Regions from separate parts of the Homo sapiens genome. Here region 1 is linked to region 2. Evidence: chromatin loops called from intact Hi-C (ENCODE). Cell type or tissue: PC-9. All regions are shown on one strand.

Evidence for each region. Hi-C counts contacts between places; a loop is a spot of excess contacts. Peaks named below come from ENCODE experiments on the same cell type or tissue, not always from the same donor. Only the 100,000 strongest peaks of a DNase experiment are listed, where the experiment ranks them.
Region 1: it touches region 2 in a loop (7-fold over the local background); 3 of 110 quality-filtered maps call a loop at or near these places.

Annotation. Positions count from the first base shown.
Region 1 is chr2:217,286,692-217,294,691 of GRCh38, forward strand. All of the region lies in intron 1 of DIRC3-AS1 (DIRC3 antisense RNA 1), which reads left to right. All of the region lies in intron 12 of DIRC3 (disrupted in renal carcinoma 3), which reads right to left. Among named protein-coding and RNA genes, the nearest start is that of DIRC3-AS1, 8.0 kb to the left of the region's middle. RefSeq lists enhancers at 4,724-5,224, 5,225-5,725. In PC-9, no CTCF peak of the experiment used is centred here; DNase peaks (open chromatin) are centred at 3,330 and 4,700; H3K27ac peaks cover 2,559 bases.
Region 2 is chr2:217,384,498-217,392,497 of GRCh38, forward strand. All of the region lies in intron 8 of DIRC3 (disrupted in renal carcinoma 3), which reads right to left. Among named protein-coding and RNA genes, the nearest start is that of DIRC3-AS1, 110 kb to the left of the region's middle. RefSeq lists an enhancer at 3,744-3,913. In PC-9, no CTCF peak of the experiment used is centred here; a DNase peak (open chromatin) is centred at 3,744; H3K27ac peaks cover 2,111 bases.

The sequences.
Region 1 (8,000 bases), 98 kb before region 2:
ACAGTTTCATATATGGTCTGATTACCTGGTTACCTACGGTCTGGTCACCTGGTGACTTTTATTGTCCTGTCTCTACCTATGTATGTATGTATCTCCACCTATATACTTTTATTGTCGTATCTCTACCTATGTTTTACACACACACACACGCACACACATTATATATATGTTATGTTGCAGTTATATTTTATTATCACTTTTAAGATGGAAAGTTTTGCATTCCAGGAAACCCTCAGTCCTGAGAAGACTGGGGCATTAGATCACCCTGTGTTGCAGAGTTTTTCAAATGGCAAGTATTAATTATTATTTAGATTGCACATGTATTTACGCCCCAAACTAAAATGCTCTGAAACCACATCTTTAATAGTTGGAATTCCAGGCCCTTTCTGTGGTTCCTTTGACCTGCTATTGCAGAGAATATTCTGTGGCTGTGAATAAATCTTGGCCAATCTTCTATAAGCAAGAAAGGAGCCCAGATGCTCCCCTCAAGATGAGACCCAGAAAGAGAAGTCTGGTTGTCACCACATGATCTGCCAGGGTTTCCTAATGGATCTGCTATTTCAAATGACGAACCTGATTTGGCAAAGCCAGAGGCCCCTCTCATGACCTATGTGTAGTGAGAAGCTCCTCTGTGTGTCACTTGAATGTTGAAGGGTCATGGCATTTATTTTGAAATAATGATAACGCTTTGCTCACAGGACATACATGCCCATTTGGATCCAGGCAAGTTTTAGCTCAGGCAGCACACTGTTTTCATTACTTCTTTCTCATGGTGATGTACAGTCTAGTTTGTAAATCCAGACTTTCCCTTTCCTTGGAGTGAGTTCCTTCTCAGGAGTCTTGTTCTGCTGTCCTATGGCTTATCATCAGTTGGGAACATCCTAGTTTATTAGACACTGGGTGTGCAATACTCATACTGCCCATCTCTTCCTGTACCTATGGCTGCATGGATAAAAAGGGAAGGCGGGTCACCCATGTTTACCGGCCAGAAGCACTTGAACCCCAGAGGAAAACTCATCTATCACAGAGGGTGGGAAAGGAAGAGTTGAGGAGAGGGACTCTGCCATGGTAACTGGGCTGCAGGCCCTACGACCAGCCAAAATATTTTACTGCATGGCATTTTATAGCACATAATCATTGTCTTAGTCAGTCTAGGTGACTATAACAAATTACCATAGACTGGGTAGCTTATTTCACAGTTCTGGAGACTAAAAGGCCAAGATCAAGGTGTTGGTAAATCCAATGTCTGTTGAGGGCCCACTTCCTGCTTTGTAGATGTCCATCTTCTTCTTGTATCTTCACATGGCAGAGAACAGAGGGAGGAAGCAAGGTCTCTCATGTCTCTTTTAATAGGGCATGAATCCCATCATGAGGGCTCTATCTTCATGACTGAGTTACCACTTAAAGGTCCCATCTACAAATACCGTCATCACATTGGGGATTAGAGTTTCAACATAATTGGATTCATGGAATCCAATTCCATGAATTTGGAGAGGGACATGAACATTCAGTCCATAGCAACCATTCATGCACTGGGGCTATGTAGGGGATAGACACTTTATTCAGCTGCAGATTCGTCTTGTACAAAGTTTCTCTTCTACGATGTCATCAAGGTCTCTCATCTGTTTGTCTTTTTCTTCCCCAAACACTATAATCTGAATGGGTTGAAACCATTTTCTGATGGAAATGTATACCTTAGACCAGTGGTCCCCAACCTTTTTGGCACCAGGGACTAGTTTCACGGAAGACAATTTTTTCCACACACAGTGGGGTGGGGGATGGTTTCAGGATGATTGGAGCACATTGCATTTGTTGTGCACTTTGTTTCTAGTATTACATTGTAATATATAATGAAATAACGATACAATTCATCATCATGTAGAATCAGCAGGAGCCCTGAGTGTGTTTTCCTGCAACTAGGTAGTCTTATCTGGGGGTCATGGGAGACAATGACAGATCATCAGGCATTAGATTCTCATAAGGATCACGTGACCTGGATCCCTCACATGCACTGTTCACAATAGGGTTTGTGCTCCTTTGAAAATCTAATGCCATCACTGATCTGACAGGAGCCAGAGCTCAGGCAGTAATGCAAGTAATGGGGAGTGGCTGTAAATTCAGATGATGCTTGTTTGCTGCTCACCTCCTGCTGTGCTGCCCAGTTTCTAGCACACCACAGACCATTACCAGTCTGTGGTCTGGGGGCTGGGGACCCCTGCCTAAGACTATTGCTCATTGTCCTGTGCAATTTTGATAAGTTCCACAATGCTGGCAAATTCACCACTATTATTCTCATTATTATCAGCATTAGTAGTAGCAGTAGTATTCGCAGTAGCTAACATCTGTTTAATAATTTGACATTACTAATATTCTTTGACAATCCTGAAAAAATGGGTAATTGAGATAATTTACATTTGTTAACTTGAGATAATAATGCATTTCTGAACGAGAACATGGAGCCTCAGGAGGTTCAGTAACTTCTTTAAGGTCACACTGCTAGCAAGTGGCTATCTATCTCTATTTTTATTAAATTCAAGAGAACCAGAAACCTCCCTGAAGTCTGCTATCTCTAGGTCATTTAAACAGAGAGACACCAACTGGAGGCATCCCAAGTAAGGAGGAGTTTTAAATCCATGATAACTTTGCAGAGGCTGTTGTTATAGGAAAGGTCAAAACAGATCTGTCTGAAAGCTGTCCCCACCCACTACAGAAGCAAGAAGGCCTCCAGGCTGAAAAGACACTGGAGGCAATTTAATACAGCTGCCCTTAGCAGGATAGCACTTTGGTATTCTCCTTTAAATATTTATTTTCTAATTTATTGAAAGGTGATAGTCACTGCTACATGGGGAAAGGGTGGAGGACGGTGACCCTTGCTGGATGCTTTCTACTTCCCTCCTTGCAAAATAATTTGCTGCACTTTTTCTTTGGAAAATGAATGATAGCATCAACAGATTCACCCTCCTCAGAAAGGAATTTTAGCAGTCATCAGTCCTCTCACAGGCCCCCTGGGGGTCTCGCATTGTCTGTTTGCACCTGCAGCCCTTCCCCCAGTGTGGCATGTCCTCATAATCTTTGACAACTTCATGGAATGCCCTCCTGGGAAATCCAATTTTATCCTTTTTGCTGCATTTCTGGGTGCATTTTAGCATTTCTTATGGATTAGCACTTCAAGCAGCCATTTCATAAGCTTATTCCCCATCTATCTTGGCATTTATACACAGACATCAAATTGTATTAGAATTGAAAATGGAAGGGGGAAGGAGGGAGAGGTGGAGAGTATCTGAGTAATCAATTTGGTTCTCTCCTGCCCTTAGGCTGTGTTGACACAGCTTAGCTCTCGCCTGCTCCTCCCAGGCAAGCTTATCTGCTGCACACTGAACTCCATTAATCTTCTTGAAAGGCAAATGTGTTCAGGACAATGTTAACACTTAGCTCTCCTGAAAAGAAGACAGATTCTATGAGGTACAGAGTCAGGGCTCCAGGGCCTGCACTGGCAGTTCAGACAGGCCTCAGCCAGAAGGATTCCGTGTGGAAAGAGTGGACAGCAGAGCAATGGGCTTTGTGAACCCAAATACCAGCATCAAACCAGGTCCAACTAAACCAAACCAAACTAAGGGAAACCAAATATCAACAGAAAACAAAGCCATCCCAAAGACAACAACGACCGAATAAATGCCTGGCCCATTTTGAGGCAGCATTAGCCAGATTTACCTTTGGGTTTCAAGTGGACAAAACAACTAAATGATCATTATTGTTTAAATTTTAACAAGTGATTGGCATTGTGTGAGGAGTCCACACAATAATAGTAAATGACTTAAGAGAAAGAAGTATTGTGGAGTATGTATTTTTGGCCATAAAGACACCTAAAGCATTTCCCTTTGATCACCATTGCAATATCTGCCTTGTGGAGCTCAGAGCTGCCCTCACACAGGCAAGAGGATGATCTACCTGGCCCTGTCCAGGAGGCCCTGCTCCAAGACCTCCCCTGATACCAACCACATAGTCTCTGGGATCCAGTCATTGCACTGGAAAGAGGAATGAATTGATATCTGTTTTGTGGGCCCCTTTGTGCTGACCCTCCCATGTCATGTCACCACTGTCCCCCTGCCTCCTTATTTTCTTTCAATAAGGAGATTTGATAGACCATTCTTATCACTCATAGATCTGTAATCCCTGGCTGCATCCATTTGCTAGAAACCCTGAAAGACACAGGGTAATTTTTAATGTTTCTAGGACAGGAATTTGAATAGCCATACAGCTCTCTCCTGCACCCCAGTATCACAGTATTCATTTATTATATATGAACCGAATCTGGGAGGAGGGGGTTGCTTCTCAGTAGGGCTTTATTACAAGAGCTATGGAAACAATTTAATGTAACTTCATTGACTTACATTGAGTGATTTTTTTTTAAACCTGCCATATATCTGCCACAGATATCCAGAACCTATTGTATTGTACGTGTAGCCCCCATCCCCATGCTTGCTTTGGGTAGGAAAGTGTCTGGGTAGGAAAGCAGGGGAGACATGTCACACTGGGGGCCAATTGGTTCACTTCTAAGGGTAAGTAATAGGAATCCCAATTTTGGCCACTTGATGTATGTCCCCAAACCAGTTTTCCAGGATTATTTATGGCTCCATGCTTTGCACTTATAGGGTGGCCTCAGAAGGCTTTCCTCCATTAACAATCCCATCAGGTGACTTTGAGAGCCACTTCCATGAGATGGCTGTGTTGACAACTCAGAGAGTTCCACCACAAAGGCTGACTCAGTCCGAAAAAATGACAGCACATAGATGGAAGGCAACAGGTGAAAAGCAGAGGTCAGACTTTCCAACGTTGACCACTCTGGCTTTGATTACACCAGGTAGATGTGTGGCACTGAAACGGGAAAGTTCCCTGATGCCCCTCACCAGATGTTTGACAAGGATGTGGCCCACCCGTTCAGTCGCCCTGCTGCTGAAACCCCTTGTGGGAGGGAGAGCAGGCAGGCAGGTGCAGAGGCTGGGGTGAGTGCTTTGGGCTTCAGCCCCATGGTAGTGTCTAGGGATGGGTGCTGCAATCCCACTGTTACAAAGCTCTTTCAGCTTTGCTGTCCACAGAGAGCTTGAGTGTTAACCAGCTCAGTGGACCCTCTGCCTTTTTACAAGGGCAGAAGGCCAGTGTGACAGCTTTCTGTAGCCCAAGCTCTTGCCCAGTGTCCCAGAAAAATTGGGTCACACACAGTCTTGAAGGATGAATGTGAGGTTTTATAGAGTGGTGGAGCTGGCTTTCAGTCAGATGGATGGGAACCCAGAAGCTGGGGATGGAATGGGATGATGATCTTCCCCTGGAGTTGGGCTGCCCAGTGGCTGGACTCCTCTCCAACCACCCCCAGCTGAACTCCTCTCGGTGTTCAGATGTTCCTCCTCTTCCTTCTTTCTCTGCCGCATCGTTTGGCTGTCCACCTGCTGGTCTGCTGGTTTGCTGGTCTGCTTCTGGAGCCCGGGCTTCGGGGTTTATATGGGTGCATAATAGGGGACATGGCAGGCCAAAAGCCAACTTTTTGGGCACGAAAACAGGAATGCCTGTCCTCATTTAGTGCCACGGTCTTCAGGCTTGAGGGTGGGGCCTTTGCCGGGAACCACCCTCTTCTACCCAGTATTTCGGTCTCCTGTCCGTATCAGCACCCTTGTGCAATTGCTCATGGTTAGGCTAGCTACTGCCCTCTTGACTTAGTAAATACCCTACAGCCACTGTCCCCATAGACATGGCCTGTAAATACTTTGTGTAAAAGATTTGCCTTTCTCTAATTATATGCCAGATGTTATGAGGGCCCACCAGCCAATGGCTCATATACAAAGGAAGCTTTCTCTTTTTCTAACCAAGTGACTGCCTTGGCCCATAGAGAAATGAACTCTTGTCACCTGTTAACACCTTCTTTCTGCTCCTTACTAGCTGTCCAAAAAAAAAAAAAAAATAGATACAGTGTGTATCTAATTGGTGAGGGTGGGCCTGGTTACCATTAGACAGTATTGTCTGTGCTACTAAGTAAGATTACTTTGCCTCAAAAGCAAAACATTCATTCTCTAGTGTGCTTTCCTGATTTGTGGAGGACTCACTTTACTCTGACAGTGTCTACATGTTAAGTGAACAAGCCAGGAAATCCTCCCTCTTTCTGTTTTTGCTTTTCCACCAGTGTCTGGGTAAGAAAGTGGGGTAGACATGTCATACTGGGGGCCAATTAGTTCAGTTCTAAGGGTAAGTAATTAGGAATCCCAATTTTGACCTCCCATTTGATGTATGTCCCCAAATCAGTTTTCCAGGAAGATTTATCATCTGGATAACAAAGCTGGTGTTTTCATCCCATTTGACTCAAGTATTTCTGTGTATATTTGATTGGCAAAAACCCTGGAAGGAAAGAAGATGCCTTCAACCTAATCTTTACCAATGACATTAGTAACATCACTCTGACTGACTTCACACCTGCTGCTGATGCTACAGCGCAGCCTCTTCTCAGAGCAATCCCACGTAGTATCCTGTGAGACATAGGTGGTGTTTCACTTGTGCTCAGAAACCAGTCCCTTTCTGCTTCAGTCTCCTCATGGCAAAGTGTTGCCCACAAGTCTTTCAAGGGAGGAGTTTCCCCGTATCTGCTGCTGCAGGTGCCTCCCCTGATCCTCTGCGAGGCCACTGTGGTTCTCTCTTCCTTACACTGCTGTTGGTTCTTGCACAGAAATGGGAAGTTTGTCCTTATGTTTATTCCGGGTAAACTTGGCATCTGGTTTCCAAGGATCACTCCTTATGGTCCAGATTTCATTATGGAAGATGCTTCACATCAAAAGCATCTTTAATTTCTGCTGAAATCCTCTCCTATATCTGGTCAATCTCATCTTTTAGATTCTTAGGAGATTAGCATCTAACAGATTCTAGACTATTACCTTTATTTCCCATTCCCCTTCTGCGGCTATTGAAAGAGATCTTCCTGCAAATTGAGCCCTATTTGTAATTAATCCCCTAATCATGATAACCCCGAATCTCTGTTTCAGTTCACCAGATCTATCATGGCCACAGATTTGATTTGTATAAATTTGGTCGCTGTATTAAATAGGATTAGGCCAAGTATGCTGTAGTTATAAACAACCCCAAACCACAGTTCCCATAACAACTAATTCTGGCAGAAATAGAGAAAGAAGAATTAGGAGAGCTAGAAGCTCACAAAATTGTAGAACCTCTTCTTGATCATTCAGAGGGGAATTTTCAGGCATTTTTTACTAGAGTTCAGATTAGGATAAATAGATACTTGTACCATTGGAATAACATTCAAAACATACTGGGATCACAGAGATACAGAGACACCATAGATTCAAGAAAATTTACATTTAGCTTATGTATGTATTTATATGCTATCTGATGCTCAGAAGAACTTGAGGTAGCTTACAGCACAAATATAAACAAACAATAAAATAAAGACCAAATAAGAACAAAGACAAATAGAAAAGTAGAAAATCTAGACCATGACAAAGAAGAAAACTGATGTATAAATATAATAAAAGAGTTCAAATTTACTCCTGGGTTTCTTGGCATTACAAAGCAAAAGTGACACAATTATTATTAAGTAAACAAATAAAAAAGACAGCTTCAGAATGCCCATTCTTTCAGCTAAGCAAACTTGAACGAAACATAGAATTTAGAATCTCCCTTGTCAGCCAAGCTTTTGTTAGATTTTGAATAGCAAACAGTTCAAAGTTGCATTCATTGGTGAATAGTTGGTGTTTGCAAAAGTTTTTGAGAGCAGACGTATAAGCTCCAAATCCTGATAGAAAGATAAAGTTGAGTAGCTTCCCCCAGGTCTTTTGCCTGCCATCTGCAAACCAGAGGTTTCTATACTAGGGACTTTGGGACAGATTCCAGCACAGAAAAGGTCTCAACTGATTTACCAAGTGCTTCTTAGGAAGCTTTTGCACAAGATTATTTAGAATTGAAAAATATTCCAACCAGTTGCTCAACCTGTCTGCTAAAAGAAA
Region 2 (8,000 bases):
TATTTTTTGAGTAGTTATAAGTTTACATAGAAGTTGAGCAGAAAGTACAGAGAGTTCCCATATACTCCCTCCCTTCCACACACATACAGTTTACCCTATTTTTAACATCTTTGCATTAGTGAGATCGATACATTTGTTACAACTGATGTACTAATATTGATACATTATTATTAGCTAATGTCCATAGATTACATTAGACTTCACTTTATTGTGCAGTTCTATGGGTTTTGATAAAGGTATGATGTGATGTATCTACCATTACAATAGCATGCAGAATAGTTTCACTGCCCTAAAAATCCTCTGTGCTCTAACTATTCATCCCTCCCTCCCACCAGCCTCTGGCAACCATTGATCTTTTTCCAGAATGTCATATATTGGAATAAGTCAGGATGTAGCTTTTCAGACATGTTTAACAATACACATTTAGGGTTTCTCCATGAGGATTTAAAAAAATTAGGAAAATAACACCTTTCTGTAGAGATGGGGAGAATAAGAACAAATAAAAGGCAAATTTTAGGCTGAGCTATTGTCTCTGGCTCGTAGTATCTGAGAAATGGAAAGGACAAACTCACCCTGGAGGAGAAGAGCCTAGGACAAGAGGAATGATGCTGTGTGAAGTGGAAGGGCAGGCACAATCACACAGGCACCTTGGGAGGATGGGGCTGGTGGCAAGGGAGGAGGAACCTTGAGTTTATTCACAAAAACTGACTTGATGACTGAACCATAAAATAAAGTGAAGTTTTGCCCATTTTCTCTACAGAAGACAATATAACCCAGTTTTCCAAAAGGAGTGTAGGTGAGATTTCTCCTGGAAACAGGAATATAATATAATACCATTTAGATCTATTACTCTATTGTTTTTTTCTTTAGTTTAATTCAATTCCTAATTCTTGACTCAAGAGTATAACTTTTCCCTTCAATGGGTCAAGCTTGCTATTTTTTTTTTCTAGATAGTTTTTTTCTCCATTCCCATCTTTTTTTTTTCTAGAACCACATATTCCAGTTCATTTCATTACGGGATCCTTACTGCAATACAGGGGAGTTTGTGCTTAAGAAAAAAAAGACCCCAAAAAAGCACCATTCTGGAGAAAGCCTCACACTCTATGTGGTATTTGACTATGTGTTCTAATGACATATGCTCATATCTCCTCTGAAAAACACTCAGGGAGCCACGGAGAAGAGGGGCAAAGCATTTTTCCAGCTTGAACCCTTTGGAGTGGTGTCCGAGTTGGAGGAAAAGGCCAGCCATCCTGCTAAATGCACCAGTGAAAGAAAATATTCTGGCAATGTGAGATGGAAAAAATAGAACCTACCAGAATGACTCTTAGGAAGAGTACTATAAATGCTTAGAGGGAAAATGAAGTCACTTAGGGACAAGGAGGTGAGACCCTCCTTCCCCCAAAGGTTAAGCTTAACTAACCCCGGATATTTGATAACCAAGGAAGATGAGTCCATTTGACTCAAGGTCTTTTGATTCTTGAATGCAGTAGGCAAATTTGGGGCCAGGAATTACCAAGGACAATAGAAAACGGACTGAGTGTCCCACCCAAGGGTCTTTCTCCTTTTCTTTTTCTCCTATATCACTCAGCTTTCTCTACAAATTCACTCTGAACAAGCATTTGAAGGAGCGTTCAGAGTATCAGATTATTTATTTTCCTGGCATTCTCTAGTGTTTCTCTGGCCCCCGGTAAAGTCAAGTGTCCATATCAAGATGCATCTCTCTGAAAGGCAATGCTGCCCAGTGTGGGTGGCAGCAGCCTGAAGTCAACAGGTTTGCTTATTCTAGTTCCTCTGTTTGGAATTTTTCTCTTTCTTCCCTCTATAGCTGCCTATCTAAACTCTTTCTGTAAGGTCCAGCCCAAATGCGTCTCCTTCATAAGCCTTACCTGGGATTAATTTATTCTTCCTTTGTAGATTCATAATTACTTAGAGGTAAAAATAAGGAAAGTATCATGAGACTCTATAACAAGGCACAATGTGATGCCTCTCACTAGAATGTTAGTTCTGGACATCAGCCATGTCTTCTTTCCTATCTTTGTGTAGGACTCATACTGGGTATCGCAGTTCACACAGAAAAGGTACTAGATAATTTTGTTTGTTTGTTTTGTTTTTACTATCTTTACTGTTAATTCAGGTGCTAACTAAATTGCCATCCATTGTCCAAAATCACCCTCTGGGACCAAAACCATGGGATGTGACCCACATCAGCTGCTAAGCAGCCAATGCGTGATGTGAATTGTTCCAGGGGGCCTGGCCCTAAGAGGATATTTACCATTTAACCATAGAGTCAATGTCTGACTAGCATCCATCTGTCTTCTCCCAGTAACATCACTCTGGGTTTCCTTTGGGAAACACTCCTCCCCAGTCTTCATTCAAGTGGTTTGGATGGGGCTAAATCTACGCCCTATTTGTAGAGGTAGATGTATGGTGCAGACCTACCTTGCATTTCATCTCCTTGGACAGAGTGTTTGCTTCCAAGGTGGCCACAGGACCCAAGCTGGATCAATGAGATACAACCTTAGGATTTTTGATGGAACTCTTGGGAAAGAGAGGCTCTTCTTCAATGGTTCCTAAGCCTTGAAATGTATGTCTAGGGATACCATTCTGTCACCTCATGCCCAGAGCCTGCCAGAGAGTAATCTCAACACAGGAAGGAGAGAGCTGACATATGGTAGCAGGTAGAGTTGTCCAATAAAATAGAGAAAGCAGTACAGGGACATGTTTATACTACAAAAAAGTTGTTCATTATTTATATGAAATGTGAATTTCACTGGGTATGCTCTGTTTTTATTTGCTAAATCTGGCAACTTGAGCAGCAGGCAGCCTCCATCTTGGGTATTGCATTTCTGAACCCTCGCATTAATCTACACTCTTGGGCTTCTCAGTTATATGAAGAAGTGGCTACCAGTTTTTTTGTTTGTTTGTTTTTGTTTTTTCTTAAGCCAGTTTGACCTGGCTTTCTATTAATTCTGTTAACTTGCAACACAGAAGTTACTCAGTCACATAGAAGTTCTGCCATCTTTAAGAACAATAGGTGTTCTCTTCTAAAAGAAAATATCCTCAGGAAAATATCTTGCAGGCACCAGTGGGTCATGTCATTGGGGCATAGGCCAGAGAGGTAGAGAGCAAGACCAGGAATCTCTGCCAGCTGTTGGGGGCATGGAAGGTACTCAAAGAGATAATATTTTATACCTGAGGCAAGTGGAAAATAAGCCAGTGACAAGGCCACCTGGAGCAGGATGGAAACACTAGGGCACCACAAGCTGCATGGGCTAGGATCAAAGGAAGTCATCATCACCAGTGCAGGCAGCTCCATGCATTCCCTCGTGTCCCCAAGAGTAGCCTACCTTTAAAGACTGCACTCCCAACCTAACTTCTGGGCTATTTACAATGAACAAGAACAGACTCAAATCTACAATACAAACCCTAAGTGATGGAAAAAAGCCAAAATATTCTTGTGGTTTGAGGGGGCAGAGGAAAGAAAGGCAGGGGAGGAAGGAGAGCAATTCATTTCATAACAGCCTCTGTCACTTGCCATCCCCACCTGGGGGAAGGACAAACTGAGGGCAGTCTGGGTGGGAGAGCAAACAGAAAAGTGTCTCTCTGGCACCTGAAAGCAAGCAATCTGATCCCAGGGCCCCAGAGACAGGGCTGGAGGACAAAGCTTTGCTGGGGTGAGGGAAGGCGATGAGCTCTGTGGATTCCAAAGCTTTCTCTGCCCTGCCCTGTCTCCGGGCACCAGCGGGTCATGTCACTGCAAACAAATAACATGGGGAAGCCTGCCAGGAGAAATGACAAGGGTATTTGCCAGTTGAGAAGGCTTCTACCAGTCAGTCTGGACTGGGACATCAAAGAGTTCCCTCTTCTTGACTTGGATTTCTAACACATTAGCCAGAGCCTTTTTTTTTTTTTCTTTTTAGACGGAGTGTCACTCTGTCACCCAAGCTGTAGTGCAGTAGCAAGATCTTGGCTCACTGTAACCTCCACCTCCCAGGTTCAGTGATTCCCCCACCTCAGCCTCCCAAGTAGCTGGGATTACAGGTGCATGCCACCATGCCTGGCTAATTTTTATTTTTATTTTTAATTTTTTTTTGTATTTTAGTAGAGAAGTTTCACCATGTTGCCCAGGGTGGTTTCAAACTCCTGAGCTCAGGCAATCCGCCTGCCTCAGCCTCCCAAAGTGCTGTGATTACAGGCATGAGCCACCACACCCGGCTGCCAGAGCCTTAATTAAGCAACTTCTGTGTGCTGGGGTGCTGGGCTTGGTGGTCATTTACATTCACTACACAGTTATTTTTCTGGTTTTCTAGCAAAATCTTTTGAAAATATAAGTCAAAACTAGTATTATCCCTATTTGGGGAAACAAGAAACTGAGGTGTGGACCTCCTTAGATCATGAATGCAGAGGAAGAAAGGCTTACAGCCATTATTAATCCCTGAATCTGTCATCATTCTTCTTTCCAGAAATCGGCACGGTGGCTTGCAGGCCAATACTGGCAAATCCTCTTTGTAGCAAGTCCCTACAACTAACTACAATGGAATCAAGTTTTTATTATTGCTTTAAAAAACTCAATGTTGTATTGGTGGAGATAATACCAACCCCACAGTCACGGCAACTGAAGGCTCTTATTGAAAGGATGCTCCAAGCTTTCTTATTGAAAGCTTGGAGGAAGGTTCAATATTATCACTTATTACTGATCTTTGGTATTCTTTGTTTAAAAGGTATCATTCCAGTCTTATATATATATATATATACACAGATACATGTATACATTTGCTATTATTACACATATTTTATGTTGTTTTTTTCATATTCATATTCACGTAACATTTTTAAAGCCCTGAAGGCAAAACAAGCTGTTACCTTTCTATTGTGATCAAAATTCATAGCTACAAATTAGATTGCACGTTCACCATAATCATCTTCACCATCCTCATAATCAATACAAAAAGCCTCTCTCAATTCAGCAAACATTATGGAATGCATACTGTGTGTTGAATACCAGGTATAAAGTAGCAGATAAAACATAGTCTTTAGCTTACATATTAGTGATGAACTCAGATACTTAAATGGAATATTTAATTAAAATATAATAAAGGAAATGATGAAGACAGGCAAAGCTTACTAGAGATACCAGAGTGGTTGGAGAGACCTGAAAAGACCCCAAGCTGGGGATTTCCAGGAACACTTCTCGGAAGCAGTGGCAAGTCCTTTTAATTTTTAATTTTATTTTATTGTGTTAAGAAAATTTAACATGGGAATCTAACTGCTTAACACATTTCTAAGTGGGCAATACAGTATTATTGACAACCATTTTGTACAGCAGATCTCTTGAACTTACTCATCATGCTTAACTGAAACTTTATGCCAGCTGACCAGTAATTCCCCACTTCCCCTGTCCCAGCCCCTGGTAACCACTATTCCATTCTTTTATTCTAGGAATTTGACTATTTTACATACTTCATGTGTATTAGTCCATTTTCACACTGCTGATAAAGATATACCCAAGACTGGGCAATTTACAAAAGAAAGAGGTTTGCCAGACTTACAGTTCCACATGGCTGGGGAGGCCTCACAATCATGGTAGAAGGTGAAAGGCACATCTCCCATGGCAGTGGCAAGAGAGAGAACTTGTGCAGGGATGCTCCCCCTTATAGAACCACCAGATCTCATAAGACTTATTCACTATCACAAGAATAGCACAGGAAAGACCTGTGCCCATGATTCAATTACCTCCCACTGGGTTCCTCCCACAACACGTGGGAATTCAAGATGAGATTTGGGTGGGACACAGTCAAACCATATTATTCCTCCCCAGCCCCACCCAAATCTTATTTCTTCACATTTCAAAACCAATCATGCCTTCCCAACAGTCCCCCCAAGGTCTTAACTCATTTCAGCATTAACTCAAAAGTCCACAGTCCAACGTCTCACCTGAGACAAAGCAAGTCCCTTCTGCCTATGAACCTGTAAAATCAAAAGCAAGTTAGTGACTTCCTAGATGCAATGGGGGCACAGGTATTGGGTAAATACAGCCATTCCAAATGGGAGAATTTGACCAAAACAAAGGGACTACAGGCCCCATGCAAGTCCAAAATCCCTCCTTTGACTCCATGTCTCACATCCAGGTCAGGCTGATGCAAGAGGTGGGTTCCTATGGTCTTGGGCGCTTTATGTCTGTGACTTTGCAGGATTTAGCCCTGCTCCTGGCTGCTTTCACAGGCTGGTGTTGAGTGTCTGTGGCTTTTCCAGGCACACAGTGCAAGCTGTCAGTAGATCTACCATTCTGAGGTCCAGAGGATGGTGGCCGTCTTCTCACAGCTCCACTAGGCAGTACCACAGTAGGGACTCTGTGTGGGGGCTCCAACCTCACATTTCCCTTCCGTAATGTCCTAGCAGAGGTTCTCCATGAGGGCCCCACCCCTGCAGCAAACTTCTGCCTGGGCATCCATGCATTTCTATACATCCTCTGAAATCTAGCTGGAGGTTTCCAAACCCCAATTCTTGACTTCTGTGCACTCTCAGGCTCAATACCACATGGAAGCTGCCAAGGCTTGGGGCTTGCACCCTCTTAAGCCATGGCCCGAGCTGTACATTGGCCCTTTCAGCCATGGCTAGAGCTGCTGGGATTCAGGGCACCAAGTCCCTAGGCTGCACACAGCAGGGAGACCTTGGACCCAGCCCACTAAACCACTTTCTCCTAGGCCTCCAGGCCTATAATGGGAGGGGCTGCAGTGAAGACCTCTGACAGGCCCTGGAGACATTTTCCCTATTGTCTTTGGGAATAACATTCAGCTCCTCGTTACTTATGTAAATTTACGCAGCCAGCTTGAGTTTCTCTCCAGAAAATGGGTTTTTCTTTTCTGTCACATAGTCAGGCTGAAAATTTTCCAAACTTTTATGCTCTGCTTCTCTTATGAAACTGAATGCCTTTAACAGCATCCAAGTCACATCTTGAATGCTTTGTTGCTTAGCAATTTCTTCCACAAGATACCCTAAATCATCTCTCTCAAGTTCAAAGTTCCACAAATCTCTAGGGCAGGGGCAAAATGCCACCAGTCTCTTTTCTAAAACATAACAAGAGTCACCTTTGCTCCAGTTCCCAACGAGTTCCTCATCTCCATCTGAGACCACCTCAGGCTGGGCCTTATTGTCCATATCGCTATCAGGCTTTTGGTCAAAACCATTCGACAAGTCTCTAGAAAGTTTCACACTTTCCCACATTTTCCTGTTTTCTCCTGAGACCTCCAAACTGTTCCAACTTCCGCCTGTTACCCAGTTCCAAAGCCACTTCCACATTTTTGGGTATCTTTTCAGCAACACCTCACTCTACTGGTACCAATTTACTGTATTAGTTCATTTTCACACTGCTGATAAAGACAAACCTGAGACTGGGCAATTTACAAAAGAAAGAGGTTTATTGGACTTACAATTCCATGTGGCTGGGGAGGCCTCACAATCATGGCAGAAAGTGAAAGGCATGTCTCACATGGTGGCAGCAAGAGAGAGAACTTGTGCAGGGAAACTGCCCCTTATAGAACCATCAGATCTCATGAGATTTATTCACTATCACAAGAACAGCACAGGTAAGACCTGTCCCCACGATTCAATTACCTCCCACTGGGTCCCTCCCACAACAAATGGGAATTTAAGATGAGATTTTGGTGGGGACACAGTCAAATCATATTATCATATAAGCAGGATCTAACTTTAGCATATGCAAACACTGTATATGTGTGATTCTTTGAATTGCCCTGCAAGCCAATTCTAACATCTTGATGGTTCCCTTATTAATTATTGAGCAATATAAAATCTTTGACATGTGCTCATCTTACAATATCTAGGTGTTTTGGTTTTACCTTTTAAGAATAGATTAGCTAAAGAGAACACACTGCATGTCAGTTTTCCCAGAGCCTCACCATAAGCACAGCTTTTCCTCAACATTATGAAAAAATGAAACTTTTCCTTAGCAACATTGCATAGTTATTTTTTACATTCCT